Regions from separate parts of the Homo sapiens genome. Here region 2 is linked to region 1. Evidence: chromatin loops called from intact Hi-C (ENCODE). Cell type or tissue: Calu3. All regions are shown on one strand. Links, peaks and the distances in the headings refer to the core of each region. The heading gives the core; the rest is flanking DNA. Region 1 overlaps EXOC6B (exocyst complex component 6B). Region 2 overlaps EXOC6B (exocyst complex component 6B).

Region 1 (8,142 bases), core at 1,886-5,885:
TGTAGTCGGTGTGTTTGAAAATGAAATTATAATTAACCTGCTGATGGCTGTGAGGTGTTACCTTGAACTCTGTGTGGCCTCTTGGCACAGCGGCTGAACTTGCTTTATTGAATACCCAGAGACCTGAACAGGTGAAATCAGGATATGTCCAGGGCCAATTGTACTTGTAGAAAGATTATATCTTTTTTAGTGCTGATTGTAAGAGGGTTGAGGATTAATTGAGCAGCACTAATAAGAAAATAAAAATGAGTTTGACCATCCATGTCTATGTGAAGCATAACATTGGTTAAAACTGCTGAGGAAAATGACTTGACATGCTCACTTTGTGAATTGATTTCTGAAGTGATGAGAGGTTACCAGGCCTGATAGTGGCCTAGAAGATTATTGCAATTTGGAAATCATATAGCATCTACATGTTTAGGGAAACTTTGTAATTACCAGCTGTGAGCCATGAAGTGTTGCTTGAACTCCAAGTGGTCTGTTGACACATGGGTTAGACAACTTTATGGAACTATTCAAAATGAGGTAGGTAAAACCCTACAGCAGTAACTTAGCATTGTTAATGACAGGGAGGGGTGGTGAAGTCATTTATGGTGTAGAATGAATGTATCTCAGATAAACTTTAACTCTATCTTGTCCATTAAATGTTATTTTAAAGTAAATATGCAAATTACTAGCTCACATAATCGACGAAATTGAATAATGGTGCTACAGTTATCAAGTGGGTACTAGGTTAAGGGAATACTGTAAACGATTTATTTGACAGTCACTCATGACAGCTGGTCACTGCTTTAGACTGGCAAAAAAATCCATCTCATCCCTTTGTCACACTGAATAAAAAAGAACTCTGCATCATTCTGTTGCCTCTGTCTTCTTATCTATTCCCTCTAATTATGTAATATCATTCCACGGTAAAGTTACACTTTATAAAAGCAAAAAAATTTGGGTCCCTTTTGTTTTGGCTGAGAACATCTTTCGTTAGACTAAACAAACTGTTTAGCTTCACTCTGTGCTTTTGACAGGCTGGCTGGAATGAATGCTTCTGTTGGCTTAATAAACAAAGAATAATAATCCAAAATGGCTTTTATTACGGGGTGGATTTACACTATTCATGAGATTGGAATGATCTAATTGTTCACGTCTCTGCTTAGTTTAAGTATTTATGTGTATAAGTGACGCTGAAGTTTTCCTATTTCAAAAGAAGTTTCAGTTAGGACACACATATAAACCTGCTTTGTCTTCCCAAACTCCTCCCTTAATAGCAGCCTGTGTTAAATACTCTTGTCTTTCCTGTAGAATACTTAAATGAAAAAGAAACTTTACAAGGTACTCACTGGTAACCCAGGCTCCTTATCTCAAGTAAATGTCATTTCACTTGGTTGGTGATTAAGGTTCGACATTGCAAAATACTTTGTATTTGTCCAGTGTATTTTATCTCAATCAAATGCACAAGCTTAGAAATGGACTAGAATCTTTACACCAATTATAGGCATGATCATGTCAGCTTAGTATTTTAAAAAATTGACTTTACAGTCCCATTTCAGGATCCTGTTTAGATTTTGTTGGACTTCTGTGTTATATTTCTGTGTAACTTGGAGTATTTGTCTAAATGTGTAGGACCTCAGGTAATTTTATTTCTCTGATTTCAATGTCTGGTACATGTTCTCCAACTTACAGACACATTCAGATAGTTAGAAGCATCATAGTTTATTTGTTCTATTTCTATACTCTGGGATTAATTTGTTTCTCAGTACCTGCCTTCCTGTGAAGCCTTCCCTCATCATTTCATTCCAAACGCTGAACTCTTATTATATTGTCTATAGCATGTGTAATGGTGGCAGATATATTATAAAACTTACATAGATATCCACATTAACATCAGCATGTATCATAAACTTTATCATAGTTATTTTACATATTTTTCTCAGTGTTCCCACTGCTTTCGCATAGTAGACCCGTCCCCACCCCCATTACTGCTAAAGTGGCCTTTCTGAAAGACAAATTAAATTGATCATTCCTCTGCTTAAAACTCTTCAAGGTCTATCACCTCCAAGGAAGGTCCTAAGCCCTTGCATATAAGTACCTTCTCAGGCCAGCCCCTGCCTGCCTTTCCAGTTTAATTTTCTACCATTCTCTTGGTATATCCACATCAAATGTGTTGCTGTTCCCCAAGCATGACATAGCAAAGTTTCTTCCCTTTAGGCACTTATTTCTCTGGCAAACATTTACTCAACTTTTAAGATTCAGGTCAGATGCTTCCTCCCCTGTGAACCTTTCCCTGACTCTCCCAGGGAGGGACTGGCCCACCCTCTATACTTCTTGAACACCTTACACAAAGATTTGTTGCAGCATATCATACTATACTGTGTTTATTTGCCTGTATGTCTCCTCTACTAGGCTGTGAACTATTTAAGATAGAGATTGTTGTCTTACTCGTTTTTATATCCTTATCTCAGTTCCTGGCACACAACAACTGTTCAATTAATGTTTGCTAAATGAATGAATGAATGAACAAACAAATAAGTAAACATCTTTTTAAAAAATAGAATTAAAAGGAAGTCAAATAATTTCCAACGAGATAGATGCTTAGAAATTAAAGTATTTTACATTGATATATGTCCTGCTTTTTGAACTAATTGTTAAGGGGCCTTTGTGTATTTCAGCAGGGAGTTCAATACCTTGAAATGTATCTTGACCATGGATACCTTGATTTGAGAAAGTCCTCTAGTTTGAGTGGAAGTGATTATTGCCATTATAGTTTATCACACCTAGATTTCAAAGTAGGTCAGGTGAAAAGATGTAAGGGCAGTGTGACTGTAACTGGGAGAGCAGAGTCTAAAATCTCACCTTTTACTTTCTCCTTAATGCAGTGTCTCAGAAAATGAACACTTTTCCTTAGTGTTCTGCAATATTTTTGACCTAAACTTAATAGGAGGGAATTATTCAGTATTCCTCCCACCTGCTTTGTACTTTTAATCATTCTAATCTAATAGTAAGACCCAAGCAATGGCCAGTTCTACCATAAATTAGCACAAAAGAATGATGCCAATAACATCCTATTCACGGCTAGCCCATAGGGCTCCCCCGTCAGCCAACTCTCAGTCTCAAAATCCAGAAGCACAACTCTTAAAATTTAATCTTGTGTTCTTTTCCTGTTACTAAGGCTTAGTTGTTCTACTCTCCAGGGCTCTCTAAGCAGGTAACAGAAGCAATTTAGGAATAAACAGTGAGAAATGCTGTTTTATAGGAGACGAAAACACGGCACACCAAGGTTAAGTAGTTTGTAGATGATGTTGAATAGGTTCAGGTACAGGTCAATGCAGTGATGAGGAAAGCACCTAGGTATACTTGACAGATAGTCCCCTTTGCTTAACACCCAACTCCTCCACCCTGTGCAGTTTAACTTGTGCCAGTGATCACAGGATTTGCTGAATGAATTACCATAATTGGATTTAATTCAGGAAGGGGATGTTTTCTGTACACACCAAACAGGCTGCATACTGGATTATTTTCCCTAGATGACAGGGATGAAGAAACCCAACAGGAAATACATCTTTGCAAATTAGAAAAGTTGATGAGCTAAGTCCTGCAAACATTGGGCACTTATCCAAGATGAACTCCTAGTGACCCCCTGGCACCTTGGCTCACCTCACTGCACTTCACAGCCAGAAGCATACTAGGTGGATTCACTTTTTTACCTCCCTGATAAAGCAATAGGAACTTGCCACACCCAGACTCACATCCATTCTCCTTTCCTACTTCCACTGACCTCAAGTCTGATAAAAACCCAGAGTGATAATGCTATTGAGGTACAGACCATAAACTATATCAGCATGTACGTAAGTGGAGGGAGGGGAAAAGGGGAGGAAAAAGCAAAAACGGCCAAATGGAGAGTTCAGCTTTACCTCTATGTGACCTTGGCAGCATGTGGAGTGGAAGGGAAATTGCCAGGAACTTTCAGCATTTTTTTTTTCCTTGAGCATTGTTTTGACTTGGCTTTGCTACAGAGCAGCTTTCGGGGACCAAGGCAAAATATAGGTCATTGTGAACTGCAGGTGCAGTTTTGATCTTGAAATATGTATAATGTGTTGTGGTATATGTGCAAACCCAGAAGTATTTGTCAAGATGAAAACGTGAGTTTTTCTCTAGAGGTAAACAGGCTACTTTACATTATATAAGGACCAACATAACAAGGGTTTTTTTTTTCCCTAAAATCAAAAGGACACAGTAGATTCTGTCTCCTTCTCTTTCTTTTTCTCCCTCTCCTTCCCCTTCTTCTTCCTCCCTACCTTCCTTCCTCCTTCAGTCCCTCTCTCTGTATCCCTCTCTCCTTCTCTCACTGCCTCCTTCCCCAACTCTCTCCTTCAGTAGATCATCCTTCTCTATTGTGAAACACCTCATTTGACAGACTTTGACTCTCAAGGCCTCCTCCTCAAGAGATACTGCTTAATGTAGGCGACTCACACAAGGATGCAGGATAGGCAAGATATTCAAAAGGCTAGGATTTTAACTATTACTCTCAAGTAGTCAGAATATTCACTGTGATCTTTACCTACTTAATTTAAACTCGAGAGAATGCAGACCAGCATACAAAAAGAACAAATCCCAACAAATGAAAGGGGAAGAGTTTTAAAACCCCTTACTCTTGGTCCCAATCAAGTCACTTAATCCCTCATACCACCTGTTCCCTCAGTTTCTCAACATAATAGGAAACATGTCAAAGTACCTGGCTGCTAAAACAATAGGCACTGTCTCTGGACTGAGAGAAAGATCTGGAGGGAGCATTACTCAAGCAATTATGTACTTGAGAACTGCTAGCAAACATTGCTTGAATTGCTCATCTCTTCCTTCCAAACTATTCTGTACACACAAAGAAGATTCAAAGAGCAGAGATTTAAATTTCAGCAAGAAACATTTAGATTACTTTAGAAATTTTCTGCCACCTATTTCCCTAGGGAAGGAACCATTTAGGTGAGGCTTAATACAAAGGAAATTCAATTTTATTCATTTTCTGATCATCATAATTTTTGAAGATTAATAAATTATTATTTAATTATTAAATTTAATGCATTATTAATTTCAATAAATTATTAAATTATTAAATATTAAAGGAGAAATCTGTATCTGCTACTGATACATTTTGGATAAAGTTATGGTAGTTACCAAAAAATGCTTATGAGAAGCAAGCAGCTAAGAAAAGCAATTTTATTATGTCTTCAACAGATACTTATGATGTGTTCTGGATAGCATGGGTAGGAAAGTGGGCAAGGGTGTTGGGTAGGTAGATGGACTTCACTGAAGGTTTCTTCAAAGTTAGTGGTTAAATATGTCTGAAGAGTTCAAATTTTTTAGTCTTTTATTTCAAATGCTTATTGATATTTGGAGGAATGTGACATCTAGCATTGTCCCTATTATAGAGAGAAGTGAGACTTGGAGTGGACAGATATTTTAGGAAAACTTTTCAGCCTTTGTTTGGGACGCTTGCCTTCTGACACCTGCTCAGGATCCCCTGAGACCACTCCTACTCCTTCCAGGCTTCTTAGAATGAAAACCAGCCACCACTACCTTCCAGTACTCCAAATTTTGACCACCCAGGGGTTTTAGCAGCTGCCAACAGGAAATCTCATTGCTGTGACCTCTGGAACCTATGCTTTTGGAGGGAGCAGTCGTCCAGAGTTGCCACCAGCTATGCCTCTGCATTTCTGTGAGCCTAAAATACCCAGGCCTAGGGACTGCTAACCCAGACCAGTGATGATGGGAAGATATGAGGGGTTGGGGCACATCTGGGAGGCTTTCTGTCCCTGTTTACCACCTCACATCCTGAACCTCTTCACCTCTTCACATCCCCTATTATTATTATGGGAATGTGCCATATTCTTCATATATGATGAATTAAGAAAAGATTAGTTAACTTCAAAAAACTCTTGAAAAATGCTTCCTCAACCCTTTTATTTTTTTCTGTCATTCTTTGAAGATTTCCTGTGTGCTAGACAAATCTATGTAGTGTTATCTCAGGTAATTCTCCAAAGACCATGTGATATAAAAATTATCATTTCCATTTTATAGATGAAGACACTAATGCTCAAAGAGGTTAAGCAGCTTAGTCAAAGTGACACTAAGTGGCTGAACCAGGAGTTGAACCCAGATCTTCTGATGTCAAAGGTTGCCTTTTTTTTAAGAGAGGGTCTCCCTCTGTTCCCCAGGCTGGTCTTGAACTGCTGGGTTTGAGCAATCTGCCCACCTCAGCCTCCCAAAGTGCTGGAATGATAGGTGTGAGCCACTGTGCCTGGGTAGAAATCTTAATTGTTATCTTGTTTTACCTGCTGTCTCCAGTGACCTTGCCTGGAACCAGTATAGCTGAATGGCTGGCTCATACCTAAAATAGCAAGCATTCATTCAGATAGCCATGAACTCTCTGCCTTTTCAGAGGAAATGTTAAACAGTGCTAAGTTTTTACTTCTGTTCAGAATTCTTTACACCCAATATATGTGTTTCTCCATACCTTAAATACAGTCAAGTGACTGGCCCCTTTAAGAACTATTTTTTTTTTGGCAGAAATTTAAATATAATAACAAATACTGTATTCCCACTGTCCAGACTTGAAAATTAACATTTTTATTTGTTTCATCTTTATTTTTATTTAGAAATCTGTAGAGTTAGTAAGAATAAATATAAAAGAAACATAGTTAAAGGAGAAGAAATAAAAGAAGGAACACATTGTAATATATATAACATCGTGTTTGATCCCCAGGCCTAGGCAAGCCCATTTCCTCTGTGAATTTGGTATTTATCTTTCTGGGATTTTTTAAATGCTTTTAAGCCATATATGAGTATGTTAGTCCATTCTTGGATTGCTATAAAGAAATACCTGAGGCTGGATAATTTATAAAGAAAAGAGGTTTAATTGGTTCATTGTTCTGTAGGCTGTACACAAAGCACAGGGCTGGCATCTGCTTCTGATGAGGGCCTCAGGAAGCATACAACCATGGTGGAAGGTGAAGGGGAGCCAGCATGTCACATGGCAAGAATGGGAGCAAGAAGCAGAGGTGGGGAGGTGCCACACTCCTTTAAATAACCAGATTTCACATGAACTCTGAGTGAGAACTCACTCATTATCCTCAAGGACAGCCCCAAGTCATTCATGAGGGATCCGCCCCCATGACCCAAACACCTCCTACCAGTCCCTACCTCCTACATTGGATATCACATTTCAATATGAGATTCCGAGGGGATACACATCCAAACGATATCAATTAGTATTTACAAGCAACAGGTAGTGTTGCTTTGTATATTTTCCAACTTACGTACATGTGTCATACTATGCATCATTCTGCAACATTTTTTTCATTATTATTTTCAATATTTCTCCATGACAATAATGACATTTCATTTTCTCCTTTTATATGTTGAGCTGGGCACAGTGGCTCACACCTGTAACCCAAACACTTTGGGAGGCAGAGGTGGGTGGATCACCTTGAGGCCAGGAGTTTGAGACCACCCTGCCCAATATAACAAAACCCTGTCTCTACTAAAAATACAAAAATTAGCTGGGTGTGGTGGTGCAGGCCTGTAGTCCCAGCTACTCGGGAGGCTGAGGCATAAGAATTGCTTGAACCCAGGAGGCAGAGCTTGCAGTGAGCCAAGATCATGCCACTGCACGCTAGCCTGGGCAACAGAGTGAGACTCTGTCTCAAAAAAACAAAACAAAACAAAAAAACCCAAAACCTTTTATGTGTTGTATAGTCTTCCATTATATTAATATGTCACACTTTATTATCTTTTCTTCTATTAATAAACATTCAAGATGTTCCCATTTTTATTGCTGTCGCAAATAGTACTTCATGGAACATACTTATGTTTGTTTCCTTGTGCATATATATGAGTGTTTCTTGGGGAGTTTTACCTAGAAGTATACCTAGAAGTAGAATGACTGATTTCATTGAGTCATTTTGTCTTGATGCATATGAGATTTTTATTTGTTGAGATGACCCAAGTGAAATTTCTTAGAAATGTCTTCTGCCAGATACCCTAAATTATCTCTTTCAAGTTCAAAGTTCCACAGATCTCTAGGGCATTGGCAAAATGCTGCTAGACTCTTTAAAAGAGAATTTTAGACCAATATCCTTGATGAACATTGATGCA
Region 2 (8,142 bases), core at 2,342-6,341, 96 kb before region 1:
TGCTTTGGGTAATATGGGCATTTTAACAATATTGTGTCTTCCAATCCATGACCATGCAATGTCTTTGCATTTTTTTGTGTGTGTCTTCTTTAATTTCTTTCATCAGTATTTTATAGTTTGTAAGATCCTTTACTTCTTTGGCTAAGTAAATTCCTAGGTATTTACTTTTATTTGTGGCTATTATAAAGGGGATTACTTTTTGATTTCTTCTTCAGATTGTTCACTGTTGGCATATAGAAATGCCACTGATTTTTGTGTGCTGATTCTGTATTCTGCAACTTTACTGAATTTATCAATTCTTATCATTTTTTTGGTGGAGGCTTTAGGTTTTTCTAAATATAATATCATCTGCAAACAATGATAATTTGACCTCTTCCTTTTCGAGTTGGATGACCCTTTTTTCTTTTTCTTGTTTAATTGCTCTATAGGACTTTCAGTACTATGTTGAAAAACAATGCTGAAAGTAGGCATCCTAGTTGTGTTTCACTTCTTAGAGAAAAAGCTTTTGGTTTTTCTCCATTCAGTATGATACTAGCTATGGATCTGTCATACATGCCTTTTATTTTGTTGAGGTAATGTTAATACCCAGATTTTTTAGGATTTTTACCATGAAGGGATGTTGAATTTTATCAGATGCTTTTCAGCATCAGTTGGAATGATCATATGGTTCTTGTCCTCCATTCTCTTCATATGTTGTATCACATTGATTGACTTGTGTATGTTGAACCATCCTTGCATCCCGGGGATAAATCCCACTTGGTCATGATGAATGACATTTTTAATGTATTGTTGAATTCAGTTTGCTAGTATTTTGTTGAGAATTTTTATGTCAATATTCATCAGAGATGTTGGCATGTAGTTTTCTTTTTCGATGTGTCTTTGATTTTAGTATCAGGGTAATACTGATCTTGTAGAATGAGTTTGGAAGTATTCCTTCCTCAATTTTTCAGAACAGTTTGAGTAGGATTAGTATTAGTTCTTCTTTAGATGTTTGATAGAACTCGCAGTGAACTGGGTCCTGGGCTTCTCTTTACTGGGAGACTTTTTATTATGGTTTCAATCTTGTTACTTGTTATTGATTTGTGTTCTAGGGCCTGAAATGGGGACCTCATGACTCTGCCTGGTGCCCTATCCTACTGTGGCTGAACTGGTATCCAAGACACATGACAGAGTCCTCTTTATTCTGTTCTTCTTTTTTTTTTGGAGGAGGAGTTTTGTGTCCTCTAATTCATCTTTTATATATATATATTTTTATTATACTTTAAGTTCTAGGGTACATGTGCACAATGTGCAGGTTTGTTACATATATATACATGTGCCATGTTGGTGTGCTGCACCCATTAACTTGTCATTTACATTAGGCATATCCCTCCCCCCTCCCATCACCCCACAACAGGCCCCAGTGTGTGATGTTCCCCTTCTTGTGTCCAAGTGTTCTCACTGTTCAATTCCCACCTATGAGTGAGAACATGCGGTGTTTGGTTTTTTGTCCTTGTGATAATTTGCTGAGAATGATGGTTTCCAGCTTCATCCATGTCCCTACAAAGGACATGAACTCATCATATTTTATGGCTGAATAGTATTCCATGGTGTATATGTGCCAACTTTTCTTGATCCAGCCTATCATTGTCGGACATTTGGGTTGATTCCAAGTCTTTGCCATTGTGAGTAGTGCCGCAATAAACATACATGTGCATGTGTCTTTATAGCAGCATGATTTATATTCCTTTGGGTATATACCCAGCAATGGGATGGCTGGGTCAAATGGTATTTCTAGTTTTAGATCCCTGAGGAATCACCACACTGTCTTCCACAATGGTTGAACCGGTTTACAGTCCCACCAACAGTGTAAAAGTGTTCCTATTTCTCCACATCCTCTCCAGCACCTGTTGTTTCCTGACTTTTTAATGATCGCCATTCTAACTGGTGTGAGATGGTATCTCATTGTGGTTTTGATTTGTATTTCTCTGATGGCTAGTGATGATGAGCATTTTTTCATGTGTCTTTTGGCTGCATCAATGTCTTCTTTTGAGAAGTGTCTGTTCATATCCTTCGCCCACTTTTTGAAGGGGTTGTTTGTTTTTTTCTTGTAAATTTGTTTGAGTTCTTTGTGGATTCTGGATATTAGCCCTTTGTCAGATGAGTAGATTACAAAAATTGTTTCCCATTCTGTAGGTTGCCTGTTCACTCTGATGTTAGTTCCTTTTGCTGTGCAGAAGCTCTTTAGTTTAATGAGATCCCATTTGTCAGTTTTGGCTTTTGTTGCCATCGCTTTTGGTGTTTCAGACATGAAGTCCTTGCCCATGCCTATGTCCTGAATGGTATTGCCTAGGTTTTCTTCTAGGGTTTTTATGGTTTTAGGTCTAACATTTAAGTCTTTAATCTATTTGAATTAATTTTTGTATAAGGTGTAAGGAAGGGATCCAGTTTCAGCTTTCTACATACGGCTAGCCAGTTTTCCCAGCACCATTTGTTAAATAGGGAATCCTTTCCCCATTTCTTGCTTTTGTCAGGTTTGTCAAAGATCAGATAGTTGTAGATGTGTAGTATTATTTCTGAGGGCTCTGTTCTGTTCCATTGGTCTATATCTCTGTTTTGGTACCAGTACCATGCTGTTTTGGTTACTATAGCCTTGTAGTATGGTTTGAAGTCAGGTAGCATGATGCCTCCAACTTTGTTCTTTTGGCTTAGGAGTGACTTGGCAATGCGGGCTCTTTTTTGCTTCCATATGAACTTTGAAGTAGTTTTTTCCAATTCTGTGAAGCAAGTCATTGGTAGCTTGATGGGGATGGCATTGAATCTATAAATTACCTTGGGCAGTATGGCCATTTTCACGATATTGATTCTTCCTACCCATGAGCACGAAATGTTCTTCCATTTCTTTGTATCCTCTTTTATTTCGTTGAGCAGTGGTTTGTAGTTCTCCTTGAAGAGGTCCTTCACATCCCTTGTAAGTTGGATTCCTAGGTATTTTATTCTGTTTGAAGCAATTGTGAATGGGAGTTCACTCATGATTTGGCTCTCTGTCTGTTATTGGTATATAAGAATGCTTGTGATTTTTGCACATTGATTTTGTATCCTGAGACTTTGCTGAAGTTGCTTATCAGCTTGAGGAGATTTTGGGCTGAGACAGTGGGGTTTTCTAGATATACAATCATGTCATCTGCAAACAGAGACAATTTGACTACCTCTTTTCCTAATTGAATACCCTTTAATTCATTCTCCTGCCTAACTGCCCTGGCCAGAACTTCCAACACTGTGTTGAATAGGAGTGGTGAAAGTGGGCATCCCTGTCTTGTGCCAGTTTTCAAAGGGAATGCTTCCAGTTTTTGCCCATTCAGTATGATATTGGCTGTGGGTTTGTCATAGATAGCTCTTATTATTTTGAGATATGTCCCATCAATGCCTAATTTATTGAGAGTTTTTAGCATGAAGGGCTGTTGAATTTTTTCAAAGGCCTTTTCTGCATCTATTGAGATAATCATGTGGTTTTTGTCATTGGTTCTGTTTATATGCTGGATTATGTTTATTGATTTGCATTTGTTGGACCAGCCTTGCATCCCAGGGATGAAGCCCACTTGATTGTGGTAGATAAGCTTTTTGATGTGCTGCTGGATTTGGTTTGCCAGTATTTTATTGAGGATTTTTGCATCGATGTTCATCAGGGATATTGGTCTAAAATTCTCTTTTTTTGTTGTGTCTCTGCCAGGCTTTAGTATCAGGATGATGCTGGCCTCATAAAATGAGTTAGGGAGGATTCCCTCTTTTTCTATTGATTGGAATAGTTTCAGAAGGAATGGTACCAGCTCCTCCTTGTACCTCTGGTAGAATTTGGCTGTGAATCCCTCTGGTCCTGGACTTTTTTTGGCTGGTAAGCTATTAATTATTGCCTCAATTTCAGAGCCTGTTATTGGTCTATTCAGAGATTCAACTTCTTCCTGGTTTAGTCTTGGGAGTGTGTATGTGTCGAGGAATTTATCCATTTCTTCTAGATTTTCTAGTTTATCTGCGTAGAGGTGTTTATAGTATTCTCTGATGGTAGTTTGTATTTCTGTGGGATCAGTGGTGATATCCCCTGTATCATTATTCTGTTCTTCTTAAGCAGAAGGAAGGACTCATTTTCTAGCTATGAGCTGCACTGCCTGGGATTGGCAGAGAGGTGGTGCAAGCATTCCCTTAGCTGCCCTGGCTGGGTTACTGTCCAAGTCACATACCACCCTAATCCTCTGGCTCTGAGCCCAGCCCAACACTAAGAGTTGCCTAAGAGTTCCATTCCTTGTGTTCTAGACTGTCTTTCAAGTTTACTCAAGACCGCAGAGCATGTTGGCCTGTGGCAATGAGGCTTGCTGAGAGCTCAAGTTCTGACCTCTAGAATGGATGATTCTCCTTTGGCTAGGGCTGGTCCAAATGTTCCCTCCATGTGTGGGTTCTGAGTGAGCCCAGCCAGCACAATTTTTTCTCCACTATGACAGGGCAGCACTGAGTTCAATGTAAAGTCCCCCAGTTGCTGCACTCTCCCTCTCCCAAGTGCACAAACTCTCCAGGCCGTTCAACCACTGCCAGGGGATGGGGGAGGGGTGGCGTCAGCAATACAAGATTGTCTTTCTGCCCATCTTCAATGTCTCTTTTAGCGATATGATGTAAAAATCTAGGTAGCGTGATTGCTCACCTGATTTTTGGTTCTTGTGCCAGTGGTTTTCTGTCTGCAGATAGTTGTTAAAATTTGGTGTTCCTGCAGGGGTGGGGTTGGGGAGGGAGGAATCAGACAAATGATGTAATCATATATTCTACCATCTTATTCCACCTCCTGAATGTAATTTTCAGTATGATTGGGCTTAAATCTACCATCTTGCTATTCATTTTATATTTCCTTTTTCATACTTTGTTCATTTTTCTTCTTTCATTGCTTTTTTTTAGATTAATCAGTGTTTTTTTATGTGATCTATAGTTTATTAGCTCAGACTCTGTTGTATATTTTAGTTATTGTTCCTGGATTTACAATATACATCTTTAACACAGAATACCTTAAAATAATATTATGCCATTTTGCATTAATGTAAGAATCTTACAAAAGTATTGTTTTTCTTCTATGTTTTGTCCTTTGTTTGTGCTATTGTTGTTATACATATTACTTCTACATAGTCTATAAACCCCACAATACATTATTACTGCATCTTTGCTTTAAACACTCATTTATTTTATAAAATGTCTAGAAATGATTCATATATATTTCATAATTACCCATGTGTTTACTGTATTCTGCATTCTTCATGTCTTTGTGCAGATTCAGATTTCTATCTGATATCATTTTTATTCTACTGAGGAGCTTCCTTCAATGTACACTATAGCGCAATTCCACTTATATTAAATTCTCTAAACTTTTTTTTTTTCTGGTAAAATCTTCAGAAAGATGTTTTCACTGTATAATGAATTCTAGGTTAATAGGGTTTTTTTTTTCTTTCAACACTTTAAAGAGTTCCAACTATTTTCTTTTGATTGATATAGTTTCTGATGATAAGCTTTTTGTTATCTTTGTTCCTTTGTACAAATTATGTCTCATTTTCTCTACTTTTTTGAGATTTTCTTCACTAGTTCTCAGCAATTTCATTAGGCTGTGTCTTTTCTGTGGGATTCTTTATGTTAATTCTGCTTAGAATTCATTGAGTTTGGACATGCAAGTTTATACCTTTTATTAAATTTGAGAAGGCTTTGGCTATTATTTCTTTGAATATCTTTTCTATCTCTCCTTTGTGTCTGAAACTTCCTTTACATATATTTTAGACCACTTCACATTGTCCTGTGGTTACCGATACTCTGTTTATTTTCTTTTCAATCTTCTTTTCTTCTTTATGCACTTCATTTTGGATGCTTTCTATTGATGTCTTTGAGTTCTTTGAACTTTGCTTTTGCAGTATCTAATCTGCTGTTTATCTATTTCAATGTATTTGTCATTTGAGGTGTTTTTTTTTTTACTTTTATATGAACTCCATTTTGTTCTTTTTGATATCTTCCATTGCTTTCTTCATAATATTCCTGTTCCTCTACCTTGTTAACATATGGAACATTCTTATAATAGCTATGTAACAGTCCTGTTCTACCAGTTCCATCATGCGTATATTTTCCAGGTTATTGATATTGTTCACCTGATTATAGGTCATATTGTCCTGTTTCTTTGCATCCTGGTCATTGTTTACTGGATTCGTGAAATTTTACATTTCATATTGTTGGATGCTGTGTTGTATTCCTTTAAATAATATTATATTTTGTTTGCACATGGATTTTAGTTATTTGCAATTGGATTCATTCAAGACTTGCTCTTAAGTATCTAGTGGGTCCATAGCAGCTTTTTGTCTAGGTCTAATTTGTCACCAGTTCTAAAGCAGTACCCTTGGGAGAATTCTGCATGATGCTTTGGATAGCTTGGAGGTCTTTAAACTCTGGCTGGTGGAAACACAAAGTATGGTCATCCCTGTAAGACTTTCACAGATTCTTTTCCTTTTCATTTCTAATGGTTCTTTCTCCAGCCTTTGGTAATTGCCTCCCCTACAAACACAAATTAGTACTCCACCAAATACCGAAAGGACCTTTCTGTAGTTTTCCTGGATGCTCTCTTTTGTAGCATCCTCCTTTCTGATACTCAGTCCTGTAAATACTTGTTGCCTTGAACTCCTGGGCTCTAGTCTCTGACTTTTCAACTCAGTAAGACAACCATGTTCTGTTTCAGTTCTCTCCCTTTGCCTGCTTTATAGCACATCCTGGAAGCTGCCTCTAGGCTAGCTTGCCTCGCTTGCTCTCCTGCTCTCAGTATCATTATGTCTGTGGGATCATAATTCTGCATTACCTCTTGTCCAGTATCTAAAACCGTTCTTTCAGACTCCTTGTACAGTTTTCCAGGTTTCCAGGATTTTTTTTTCACACTGGAAAGATTAGTGCTGTGCCTATTAGTTTATCATAACCAGTAGCAGAATCAAGTGAATACTTTTCAAGATTTTTAGGGGTTTTTTTTAATGAAAGTAATATCTATTCATTGTGGAAAATGGTGGGGAAAAAAGAAAAGTACAGGAAGAAAATAAAAACTACTCTAATCTTACCATTCATAAATAAGCACACTCCCATGCCTTTCACCTAGACATGATAATATATAACAGCAACAGAACTGTTTCTATAAGTTGCCCGCCACATTCCTTGCCTCTAATTAGCCAAAGTTGTTTCACATTCCTCTGTCTTAACCAATTATTTAGTAGGAGATTGAAAACATAATGATTGGCTAAACCAGTCAAAATTGATTCTTGAGATGAGAATGAAGTCATCCTTCTCTGAATTTTGAGGAAAAAATAGAAGCTCATTCTCTTATAAAGAAAAGGAAGGAAAGGGCTTTGGTGTAGGCAATCAACCAATACCACTGGTTAAATAACAAAGTCTGGTGAACTTTTGCGAATGATCAACTACAAGATTGGATTTTTGACAGAGATAAGAGATAAACAGGGATGAAGGATGATAAAGCTGAAATACATGCACATTCTGGAGGAGTGATGATGGACTGGGAGAAACACTGAAGAGTAAGAATAATACCCATCTTATGGCCTGATTTTGAATGAGCAGCTTCTTCTTGAGAGAACCGTAGGAGAATCTACATCCTTAATGCAGAGCCAGCTTTCAGTTAAGACTAAAAGAGCATTTAATGAAAAGGTGGAAACACAACAGAGTTTGTTAACCATGTAAAAGGGGTTCCAGAGAGCCAATATCTTATCTGAAAAGCCATTTGGTATTTGTAATAACCTTTCAGACTTAGAATCAGATTGAAGCCAACATTTGAAGGGCTTGACAGTCCACGAATAACCATAATATCAGCAGTGAAATTTTTTTTCCTCATATATTTTAGAGCCACTAAGGTTCATTGATTTAGAATTTAATGTTTCATTCCTGATTGGCAGTAATTTGTCTGTCAAAAACTTTCCATGGACATTTATTTTACTTTAAAAGAAAGAACTCTATTCTATGTCTTTCCCTATACCACCCCCCTCATTTTTTTTTCTTTAGATGCTCAGTGGTCTATAAAAAAATCTTAAAGAAATGATACATAAAATTCAAGTAACTATACAGAGGCGTATAAAAGCAGTCCCAAATGACAAGATAATTAAC

Evidence for each region. Peaks named below come from ENCODE experiments on the same cell type or tissue, not always from the same donor. Only the 100,000 strongest peaks of a DNase experiment are listed, where the experiment ranks them.
Region 2: a loop joins it to region 1, with 23 times the contacts of the local background. A loop is called at or near these places in 1 of 110 quality-filtered maps.

The regions. Positions count from the first base shown.
Region 1 is chr2:72,267,679-72,275,820 of GRCh38, reverse strand. All of the region lies in intron 20 of EXOC6B (exocyst complex component 6B), which reads left to right. Among named protein-coding and RNA genes, the nearest start is that of CYP26B1, 120 kb to the right of the region's middle. In Calu3, for the core only: no CTCF peak of the experiment used is centred there; a DNase peak (open chromatin) is centred at 3,630.
Region 2 is chr2:72,364,110-72,372,251 of GRCh38, reverse strand. All of the region lies in intron 19 of EXOC6B (exocyst complex component 6B), which reads left to right. Among named protein-coding and RNA genes, the nearest start is that of CYP26B1, 220 kb to the right of the region's middle. In Calu3, for the core only: a CTCF peak has its summit at 4,171; a DNase peak (open chromatin) is centred at 4,221.